Linked DNA regions of Homo sapiens: regions 2 and 3 are each linked to region 1. The links are chromatin contacts, found by Hi-C or POLR2A ChIA-PET in ENCODE. All regions are on one chromosome and are shown on one strand. The core of a region is the stretch at or near the end of the contact, and the rest is flanking DNA. Distances in the headings are between cores, read along the strand shown. Region 1 has its middle 8.7 kb from the start of MIR5702. Region 2 overlaps LOC646736 (a long non-coding RNA gene). Region 3 has its middle 320 kb from the start of MIR5702.

Region 1 (3,239 bases), core at 263-2,762:
AGAAGAGAGAGGCTATACGTTTTTAAGGGGTGACAATATGCTTTTAGCTCAGCCAAGCCTGGTTTATTAGACCTTCAATTAAAATAATGAGTTCAATGGCTATTTAGTTTATTAGTGTTTGTAGTAGTAGTGATGGTAGTAGTGGTAGTAGTACTACTAATTACATTTATTGGGCACTGGGTAAGACTAAGTAAAATTAGCTAGGTCATCTCATTTAATCCTCATAGCAATTCTGTGAGGCAGGCATTATTATTATCCCCATTCTAAGATGAGGAAACTGAGGCACAGTGAAGTCAGATGACTTCTCCAGGTGGTAAATCTAGAAAACAGAACAGTTCAGGCCCAAACAGTGTCATTTGACTCAAAACTCACAGTTGTCCCAAAATACTATACCAGCATACTGTCTCTTACCTAAATAGATTGTCTCGCTGTAATAAAACATGAATGGCTAGTGGCAACTCTTTTTGAGCAGGCAAAATGGATGCTTAAAACTTAATGTCAGTCATTCTAACTCTGGTTTAAGCACCATTGTAGGTGGGGTCCTGGAACAGGTTATGAAGAATGGTTATGAAGAATGATGTCAAGTCTGCCATCTCTACTGGATCATGCTCTGAAAGATCTTTTAGAGTTTAGACCCATTCATGGCAAAATGGAATACCCTAGAAGTAGGGGAGAGAGGCAAAAAGAAAGGGAGAGAGACTGAGAGAAAGGGAAAGGAAAAGAGAGAGAGCATGCTCCATCTTTACCACTATCAAGGAATCATTGACCATCCTACATCTCTCCAGGTCCTTCTCAGTGACCCAGGACATCTCAGTACAACGTAGTATTTCAGTCTCACTGCCTGAAATATTAAAGGTCAAAACACATTTTAAGGTGTTATCTCTTTCCTGTCTCATTCTAATCAATTTTGTACATAGCTGGTTTCATTTGAACTCAATCATTGTGATTTGCCCCTTATGGGCAGCTACAATTAATCAAGTGCATGTTAGTCAACATAGTTTGTGTACACCACATAATGAAAATCCCATGAAATTTAGGCATTTTGAATGTTTTAAGAGCAAGCCTCAGTGAGACTTCCCTTGCAGAACCGACTTCCCAGCTGGAGGGAGATGCATGGCCCATGCCTTTCCCAAACAAATGTGTTTGTGACATTTCCCTGTGTAAACGCTGACTTTGTTGGGGGGAAATCTGTGGTGCCTGGAGAGATGGGAGAAATAGATTTCGGAAATGCTAATCTAGGGGAGCAATCCGCAGTATTGCAGCCTGCTGGGGCTGTGTTCTGCATGCTCCCCACAGCTGCCTCTGAGCGAACTTATTGACAAAGGCGAAGGAAGCTTACAGTGCACCAGGATGACTCACTCCACGTTTACTGGGTGGTTCACACGGCTGCCTGCTTGCCGGAACAGGAAGGCCCTTATTGTGCTCAATTGTTTTCCTGAATGCCTTTCTCAACAACAGCAAAAGGAAACATTACTTTTTGGCTTCCAGCCATCCTGGCCACTTGGTACTTCCAGTGCTTAGAATGCAAAAGTTGGGCTCAGCCAAGACATGCAGAGGCACAAGGCTGCAGTTATTTCTGTCTGTGTTTCAGATTAACCACTGCCTTTTGCAGTAAACAATCCAGGGTGATTTAAGACAACGGGAACTCCCTTTACTAGCAACAGCCCCGACCCGAGTTTGACCGTTTGTTTTATGGACTTGTTTCATGTACAGTAACCCCATGGGGGGCCTTGACACCACCACCCACTGAGTTGCCTGAATAAAATAGAAAAGGCCCTGCCTGTCAGTTACCTCCTTCTTGAATCTGATTGTTCCAGAGATACTGTGAGGGAGGGGAAAGTGCAGCCTGGAGAAAAAGGGAAGGAGGAAACCAGAAAGTTAACAGCAAAGGGAATAGAGTCAGAGTGCTGGGGGCTCCCCAGCCTCTGGATGTAATCACAGGCACAGTAAGGGCTAATGGTGGTGGTTTTACCCTTCCATGCTCTTGCATTTGATGTCTTTCCTGTGCTCAGTGACAAGTCTGAATCTGTCTTCCCCTCTGGACACCTTGGCCTGGTCCTTTACTGGTTCTTCAGCTGCTGCTGCCCTGGAAAGGCTGTTATTTTTTAGCTCAAGGGGCCAAAGTTATGCTGCAGTTTGTGGCCAGAAAATGGGGATGGGAGATGAAGTGGCAAAACAGAGTATCAGCAGAGTAAACAGACAACCTACCAAATGGAGGAAGATATTCACAAACTATGCATCTGACAAAGGCGAAATATGCAGAATCTATAGGGAACTTGAGCAAATCAACAGGTAAAAAACAACCTCATTAAAAATGGGCAAAAGACATGAACAGACACTTCTCAAAAAGGACATACAAGTGGTCAAAAAACATGAAAAATTGCTCAGCATCGGTAATCATCACGTGTCCGGAATTGGTGGGTTCTTGGTCTCACTGATTTCAAGAATGAGGCCGTGGACCCTCGAGGTATTACAGTTCTTAAAGGCGGCGGGCGTGTCCGGAGTTTGTTCCTTCTGATGTTTGGATGTGTTCCTTCTGCTGTTTGGGTGTGTTCGGAGTTTTTTCCTTCTGGTGGGTTCATGGTCTTGCTGGCTTCAGAAGTGAAGCTGTAAACCTTCATGATGAGTGTTACAGCTCCTAAAGGCAGTGTGGACCCAAAGAGTGAGCAGCAACAAGATTTATTGCAAAGAGTGAAAAAACAAAGCCTTCACAGTGTAGAAGGGGACCCAAGCAGGTTGCCACTGCTGGCAGGGGCAGCCTGCTTTTATTCTCTTATCTGGCCCCACCCACATCCTGCTGATTGGTCCATTTTACAGAGAGCCAATTGGTCTGTTTTACAGAGAGCTGATTGGTCCGTTTTGACAGGGTGCTGATAGGTGTGTTTACAATCCCTGAGCTAGACACAAAAGTTCTCCCCCTCCCCACTAGATTAGCCAGATACAGAGTGCTGATTGGTGTAGTTACAAACCCTGAGCTAGACACAGAGTGCTGATTGGTGCATTTACAAACCTTGAGCTAGATACAGAGTGCCGATTAATGTATTTACAATCCCTCGGCTAGACATAAAGATTTTCCAAGTCCCCACCAGATTAGCTAGATACAGAGTGCCGATTGGTGCATCCACAAACCCTGAGCTAGACACAAGGTGCTGATTGGTGTGTTTACAAACCTTGAGCTAGATAGAGTGTGCTGATTGGTGTATTTACAACCCTTAGCTAGACATAAAGGTTCTCCAAGT
Region 2 (3,239 bases), core at 351-2,850, 500 kb after region 1:
AGCTTGCAGTGAGCCGAGGTCCCGCCACTGCACTCCAGCCTGGGCGACAGAGCGAGACTCCGTCTCAAAAAAAAAAAAAAAAAAAAAAAAAAAAAAAAAGAAGATGGAGAAAGAATCAACATATAGTAATGGGAGTCTCAGAAGACAAGGAAAAAAACAGAAAAGAGAACATGTCTTTAGAAATAATGAATATACAGTTTAAAAATTTCAAAAAGATTACATACCTTGCATTAAAAAGGCTCTTAGAGTATCAATTTGGAGAGAATTAAAAACCTACATCTTGACATATTGCAGCAATATTTTAAAACATTGGAGGGAAATATATTATTCTAAAAGTCTCTATAGAGGAAGAATAAATCATGGCAAAATAATAATCAGATTGATGCCAAATTTTTCAGTACCAATGCTGGATATAAAATAGAAACATAGAAATATTTTTAAATTATGAAGAAAAATAAATTCTACCACACTTTTATTTCAAGCCAAATTATTATTTAAATATGTGTGTAATCTGTTATAATAGCATAAAATACCTCAGAATGTTTACTACACAGTCTAAGAGGAAATATTGAGATTAAAAAAAAGAAATCAATGAGTAGCGGATGCCATAACATATGGGAAATATGTTTGAATAACTTGGTAAAGATTATTGTGGTTTAATACTCCTATAATAGATAGCCAAAAACATTGAGATAATTTCGAAAGAACAAATCCTCCAAATAGTCCTGAACCAGATTGAATGATGGACTTATTCACCAAATTTCTGAATAATTGGTATTTATAAATATAACATACTTTTTTCAATAACCTAGAGAAATATTTCAATGGACCTATCAATTTATCTTATAAATAAAAGTTTAAAATAAAATTTAATAAATAGACTAAAATAAAAGGTGACAACTAATCTCTATTTTAAATATTGGTATAAATATTATATTTAAAATATTGGTATAAATATTACATTTAAAATATTGAATTTAATATTTTGAAATAGGAATAGCAAAGAGAATTTATGACAGGAATGTAACTATGAAGTTATATTTGGTTATATAAAACTATAGTTTATTTAAATAGGCTAATTAAGGAAAAAATCTTAAGTGTCACTGGAAAGATAACTGATATAATTCTACTCGTATTTGTTATTAAAAATAAAACCTTTAAAATAACTATAAAAATGGTTAAGTATTAGTTTATTATTTGAACTAGGAGCCAGGAGACTTCTAGTTGGGATAATGTAATTTCAGATATTTAAGGACCCCATCTGCACCAGACGTATAGCATAATGGTAAAATATAAAAAGAAGAAATGACTATGCATATGAACCACAAGTAAAAGTTAAATATTTCTGTGGATGAAAAAAGATAAAATGAACTTAAAGCTTCAAGTATGCAGGGATTCTGAAATGATACATGTGGCATTACCAGAATAAATATTGTTCACTGAGGCAGTCTCTTTACTGAAAACTGAGGGCTGAGGAAGCTCATCTCCTTGAAAAGAGGTTGAAAAAAAACAAGCTAAGTCTAACTAGAGCCTGAAGCTACACTGTAGTTATAATTATAAACCAGGGACGTCAAAGGAGCAGGCATCACCTAGCAACCAAGACTTGGGTCAAGCTGCCCTCTGGTTTCATGAGTTGATCAACATTGTTCTCAGTATCACTGTGGGAAAGGTCTCAATAGCTAGCATAAGATCTAGCCCCAGACTGCTATCCAACTTCAGGCAACTGTGAAAAATTGTTAAAGGAAAAAAATAAAAGGGTGGGGTGAAAGTATGTAGGAAGAAAAGGAGAACTAAAATTTCCATTTAATATCAGCCTGCAACCTAAGCTATTAAAACACAGAAAGTAAACTAATGCTAAGACAGACAACCAACAATTTGAAGGTTAATTCACCCCAAGGAAAACGAAAATAATAGAATGTGCAAAAATGATTTTAAAATGAGTGTGCTTTAAATCATGTAATGAATAAAGAACTTAGAATGCAGTAAATGAACAAGAATTTATGAAGCAAACATGGGTAGATATAAGATATCCAGGCATTATTAAAATGAGAAAGACTGGAAATTTAAAAAAAATCTTAATTTAAAATAAAATCTCAATATATGGAATACTCTCAAGATAGCAGCAAGGAGATTTGGTGAACTGAAAAATAGTAACAAAGAATTCATCTAGAAGGTGGGGCACAGAAATAAAGTAGGATTTCTCATCAACACTTTTGTCACTTAGGGCTAAATAATTATTTGTTGTGGGGAGTGTCCTGTACATTGCAGAGTTTTAGCAGCATCTATAACCTCTACCCACTACATGCCCATAGCACCCCCTCCCCAGTTGCGACAACCAAAACTGGATTGTCCAATGTCCAGGTGACTACCCCTCGCCCAGTTAGAACCACTGAAATAAAGAGATAAAAGTACTCAAAAAGCAGTTAAAAGACATGGAATTAAGATGGGAAACCACAACAAAGTTTTAGAAGTTGCTCCACCAGAAGATTCTAGAAGAAATGGCAGAAGAGGAATATTGGCAGACATTTTCTGTAATTGAAGAAAAAGTAAGCCCTTAGATTAAAATAGATTCCATCTAGAGAAGAATAAATACAAATAAATCTAAACTTCACACCAGACTAAACTATAGATCATTGAGCATACACAAATAATAGTAATGTTATTAAAAAGCATAACGGATTTCCTAAAAAACTATTACAATCAGATGCAGCAAGCTTCTCATTAACAAAGTTTTCCAAATGACAAAGAGACTATAATCCACAAATTCTATGTAGTGCTAAACTGTTAATTAGAGAAGATAGATAGATAGATAGACAGATAGTTTTTTTTTTTTTTTTTTTTTCAGGCATATAAAGAGTAGAAAGTCACTACCTACTGGTCTTTTCTGTTTTTCTTTTTTTTTTTTTTTTGAGACGGATTCTCACTGCAAGCTCTGCCTCCTGGGTTTTACACCATTCTCCTGCCTCAGCCTCCCGAGTAGCTGGGACTACAGGCACCCGCCACCATGCCCGGCTAATTTTTTGTATTTTTAGTAGAGATGGGGTTTCACTGTGTTAGCCAGGATGGTCTGGATCTCCTGACCTCGTGATCCGCCCGCCTCTGCCTCCCAAAGTTCTGGGATTATAGGCGTGAGCCACCGCACCCGGCCCCTATTGGTCCTTTCTAACGTAAATACCAAAAAGAAAAATCAGAGAAAAGGAGGTAAGCAAAGATATTGTAAACCATATTTATAAATATCA
Region 3 (3,239 bases), core at 233-2,732, 310 kb after region 1:
CTTGCATACAAAGTCATCATTGTGATAATGTACTTTAATGGAATCAAATTTCTGATGTCCTAGACAGCAGAAGAAATCTGTCCCAGCTCTCAGAGTTTGCCTTCAGTGTTTGTTCTCTCCGGGACTCTGTCCGTTTAGATGGTGCCTGCCAGCACTGAGGGCAGATCTTCCCCGCTTAGTTTACCTGGTCTCACATACTAATCTTTCCTGGGAACACCCTCACAGTCACACCCAAAATTATGCTTTATTCCGTTTCTAGGTGTTCCTTTATCCATTCAAGTTGACACCTAAAATTAAGTTCACAAATCTACCTACTGTCAGTTTGGCACCCATATATATCTCCTTAAATTATACTTAACTGGCAAATAAAGACAACAACAAAGTAATAGTTGTGTCTAACATTCAGCAACTAATTGTGTGTACAGCTGAAAACACACTAATCTTCCTCCAGAATCCAGCTTTTAGGATTTCAACATTAGGGATTTTAATCTTTTGGGATTGTGATTTTGGGGATTTTACATGGTAGGGATTTTAGATTACAAGGATCTGGGCTTTAGAGATTTTGATCTTTAGAGAAGATTTCAACATTAGAGAGTATGGAGTTTGGGAGTGTGCCTTTTGGGATCATGATTCAAACCCCATTCTGGCCTAATTTCTTTCCCTCCTTAGGAAGAAAATGTCTAGTTTCTCATTATATGTATGATGTCATCTGTAGGGATTTGTTTTTTTCAAATAGATTTTTTTTTATTAAGTTGAGGAAATTCTCCTCTATTCTTAGTTTGCTGAGAAGTTTTACAATATGAATGAATGTTGGATTTTGTTAGATGCTTTTTTGGTATTAATTGATGTTATGATATTACTTTTCTTTTCTAGCTTGTTGATGAGGTAAACTACAATGGTTGTTTTTCCAGTGTTGAACAAGCTTAAATTATCTGTAATAAATCCTACTTTGTTATCATGCATAATTATTTTTATATATTGCTGAATTCTTTTTGATAGTATTTTGCTAAGGATTTTTATATCTACATTTATGAGACATGTTGGTGTGTAGTTTTCATTTTTTGTACTATGTTTTTCTGTTTTGGGTATCAAAGTAATGCTAACTTCCTAAGATTAATTGGAAAGTGTTCACTTTTTTTTATTTCCTAGAAGAGATTATGTAGAATTGGTGTTAATTCTCCTTTCAATCTTTGATAAAACTCCACTGAAACTCTGAGTCTGGAGATCCCATTTTTAGGGGTTTTAAAATTATGAGTTAAATTTTCTTGATAGCTATAGAGCTGTTCAAATTGTATATTTGATGGTAGGTGAGTTATGGTACATTTGTAGTTCTTATCCTTGTTCCTTATAGGTAAGATTTTTTTTCCTCTAGTTCCTTCAAACTTTTTCTCTGTTTTTGGTGTTCTGTAATTTGGATAGTACATGCTAGGTGTCAGTTTTTTGATATTTTTCCTGCTTGGTGTTTGCTCAGCTTCCTGAATCTGTGGTTTGGTGTTGGTGATTAATGTTAGAATGTGCTAGGTCATTGTCACCTCAAATATTTATGCTCCATTCTTTTTTCTTCTTCTAGTATTTTAATTGTTTGCACATTGCACCTTTTGAAATTGTTGCTAGAGTTCTTGGATGTTCTCTTCTGTTTTATTTAGTCTTTTCTCTCTTTGCATTTCAGTTTGGGAAGTTTCTAGTGATATACCTTCAAGCTCATTGATTCTTTTCTCAGTCTATTAACAAGCCCATTAAAGGTATTTTTTATTACTCTCATATTGTTTTTAAATTCTAGAATTTGCTTTTGATTATTTCTTAGCAATTCTGTCTCCTGATGTCTAGAGTATTAATGTGCTTATCAAAGAAATTAATATCTAACATTTCCCTTTGTTTCTTTCTTAGGGTTTTTTCTCTTTGCTTACTTTACTCAACTGTTCTTGAATGCTGTCTACTTTTTTCCCATTGAGCCCTTGATGCATTAATTATAATTATTTTAAATCCCTGCCTGATAAGTCCAACATCTGTGTCATGTCTGAGTCTGTTTCTGTTGTTTACTACGCCTCTTAAGACTGTTTTTCCTTTTTTTTTTTTCTTGGTTTGGAATGCCTTATCCTTTTTTCTTGGAAGCTGGACATGTTGCATCGGGTAACAGGAACTGAGATAACTGGGCCTTCAGTGTGATGATTTATATGAATATGGCTGGTAACTGTGCTGTGTTTATTGTTTGCTGTAGCTGTAGGACTGGAGGTTTTAACTTTCTCTAGTGTCCTTGATTTGGTATTTTTCTTGACTTGTGTCTCTGGGCTGTGATCTTCCCAAGTATTTTTCCATGGTTCCCTTCCCTAGTGAGACAGGAAAGCTAGAGAGGACTAGTTGGGGACAGATGTCTTCCTGGCTTGAATAAGGTTCTGGTAAATTCTTTTTCTCTAGGCCTTTTCTGTGGAGACTTCTCTGGGTGATTATTCTTTCCTTTTACTTGGGTCTAAAAAAATGTTCACTTTAAGTTTATTCAGCTTTTTCATATGATTACAGAAAGTGTTTCCTATCCTCATACCTAATCACTAAACTAATAGGGCTCTGGTATATTACCAGTGCAAGATTCAAACTCTATCTAATCAGGGTCTTTGCCCAATTAAAAAATTGGTTTATTTGTTTTCTTGATGTTGAGTTCCTTGTATATTTTGGATAATAACCCTTTATCAGATACATGGTTTGAAAATATTTTCTCCCATTCTGCAGGTTTCTTTTTTGTGTTGGTTATTTCATTTTCTGTGTAGATTCCTTTCATTTTGGCCTACTTGTTTGCAGCTTCCACACACTGCACCTCCCTGTTACATCTCTTCTATGCTCAACTGGGTTTAGGAAGAACTACTTGGGATATTCAGGTATTGTATTTGAACTATAAGTCTATAGATACCAATCTGAAGCTGTGAGGGAGAATTTGTTACTATACGACTGTAAACAAGTAAACAACCTATTTGTACTTGACGTAGTGCCTATGACATGACCGATTTAATACAAAACTATGGAACACGCAAGATTATTTTTTGAGATGTTAAATATGACTTCACAAACTTACCTAACCTTTTGCTAATGCATGTAGTACCAAAAAGAAAAGATGGTTTTAGCTTCCTTTACTCAAAATATGAACATTAAGTATTGCGAATTTCTCTGCCAAGTGGTTCAGAAATACAGAATAACCCAGTTAAAAAAAGAAATTGTAAACCATCTTGGTCAGTCTACTCTATTCTATG

What was found. A loop is a pair of places that touch in the nucleus more often than their neighbours do. ChIA-PET counts read pairs that join two places held with the same protein, here RNA polymerase II (POLR2A). Pooled maps may share reads with other maps.
Region 2: a loop to region 1 is called in a map of gastrocnemius medialis, with 2.2 times the contacts of the local background. The contact joins two enhancer-like sites. A Hi-C loop is called at or near these places in 2 of 168 maps with a recorded cell type or tissue (HepG2 and gastrocnemius medialis).
Region 3: a map of PC-9 shows a loop between it and region 1 (5-fold over the local background). The contact joins two enhancer-like sites. A Hi-C loop is called at or near these places in 3 of 168 maps with a recorded cell type or tissue (PC-3, PC-9 and psoas muscle) and 1 of 50 pooled maps. POLR2A ChIA-PET finds 5 or more read pairs at or near these places in 1 of 52 experiments (AG04450).

The regions. Positions count from the first base shown.
Region 1 is chr2:226,648,489-226,651,727 of GRCh38, reverse strand. No RefSeq gene overlaps it. Among named protein-coding and RNA genes, the nearest start is that of MIR5702, 8.7 kb to the left of the region's middle. RefSeq lists a silencer at 1,255-1,344 and enhancers at 1,301-1,595, 1,485-1,614, 702-1,615, 1,616-2,531. Within about 2 kb of position 1,512, at least 30 of the 41 ENCODE cell types and tissues checked have a DNase peak (open chromatin) inside an H3K27ac peak, as active enhancers do; they include PC-9 and gastrocnemius medialis, where a contact is called at or near this core.
Region 2 is chr2:226,149,717-226,152,955 of GRCh38, reverse strand. All of the region lies in intron 2 of LOC646736 (a long non-coding RNA gene), which reads right to left. Among named protein-coding and RNA genes, the nearest start is that of MIR5702, 510 kb to the left of the region's middle. Within about 2 kb of position 1,600, at least 2 of the 41 ENCODE cell types and tissues checked have a DNase peak (open chromatin) inside an H3K27ac peak, as active enhancers do; they include gastrocnemius medialis, where a contact is called at or near this core.
Region 3 is chr2:226,337,291-226,340,529 of GRCh38, reverse strand. No RefSeq gene overlaps it. Among named protein-coding and RNA genes, the nearest start is that of MIR5702, 320 kb to the left of the region's middle. Within about 2 kb of position 1,482, at least 2 of the 41 ENCODE cell types and tissues checked have a DNase peak (open chromatin) inside an H3K27ac peak, as active enhancers do; they include PC-9, where a contact is called at or near this core.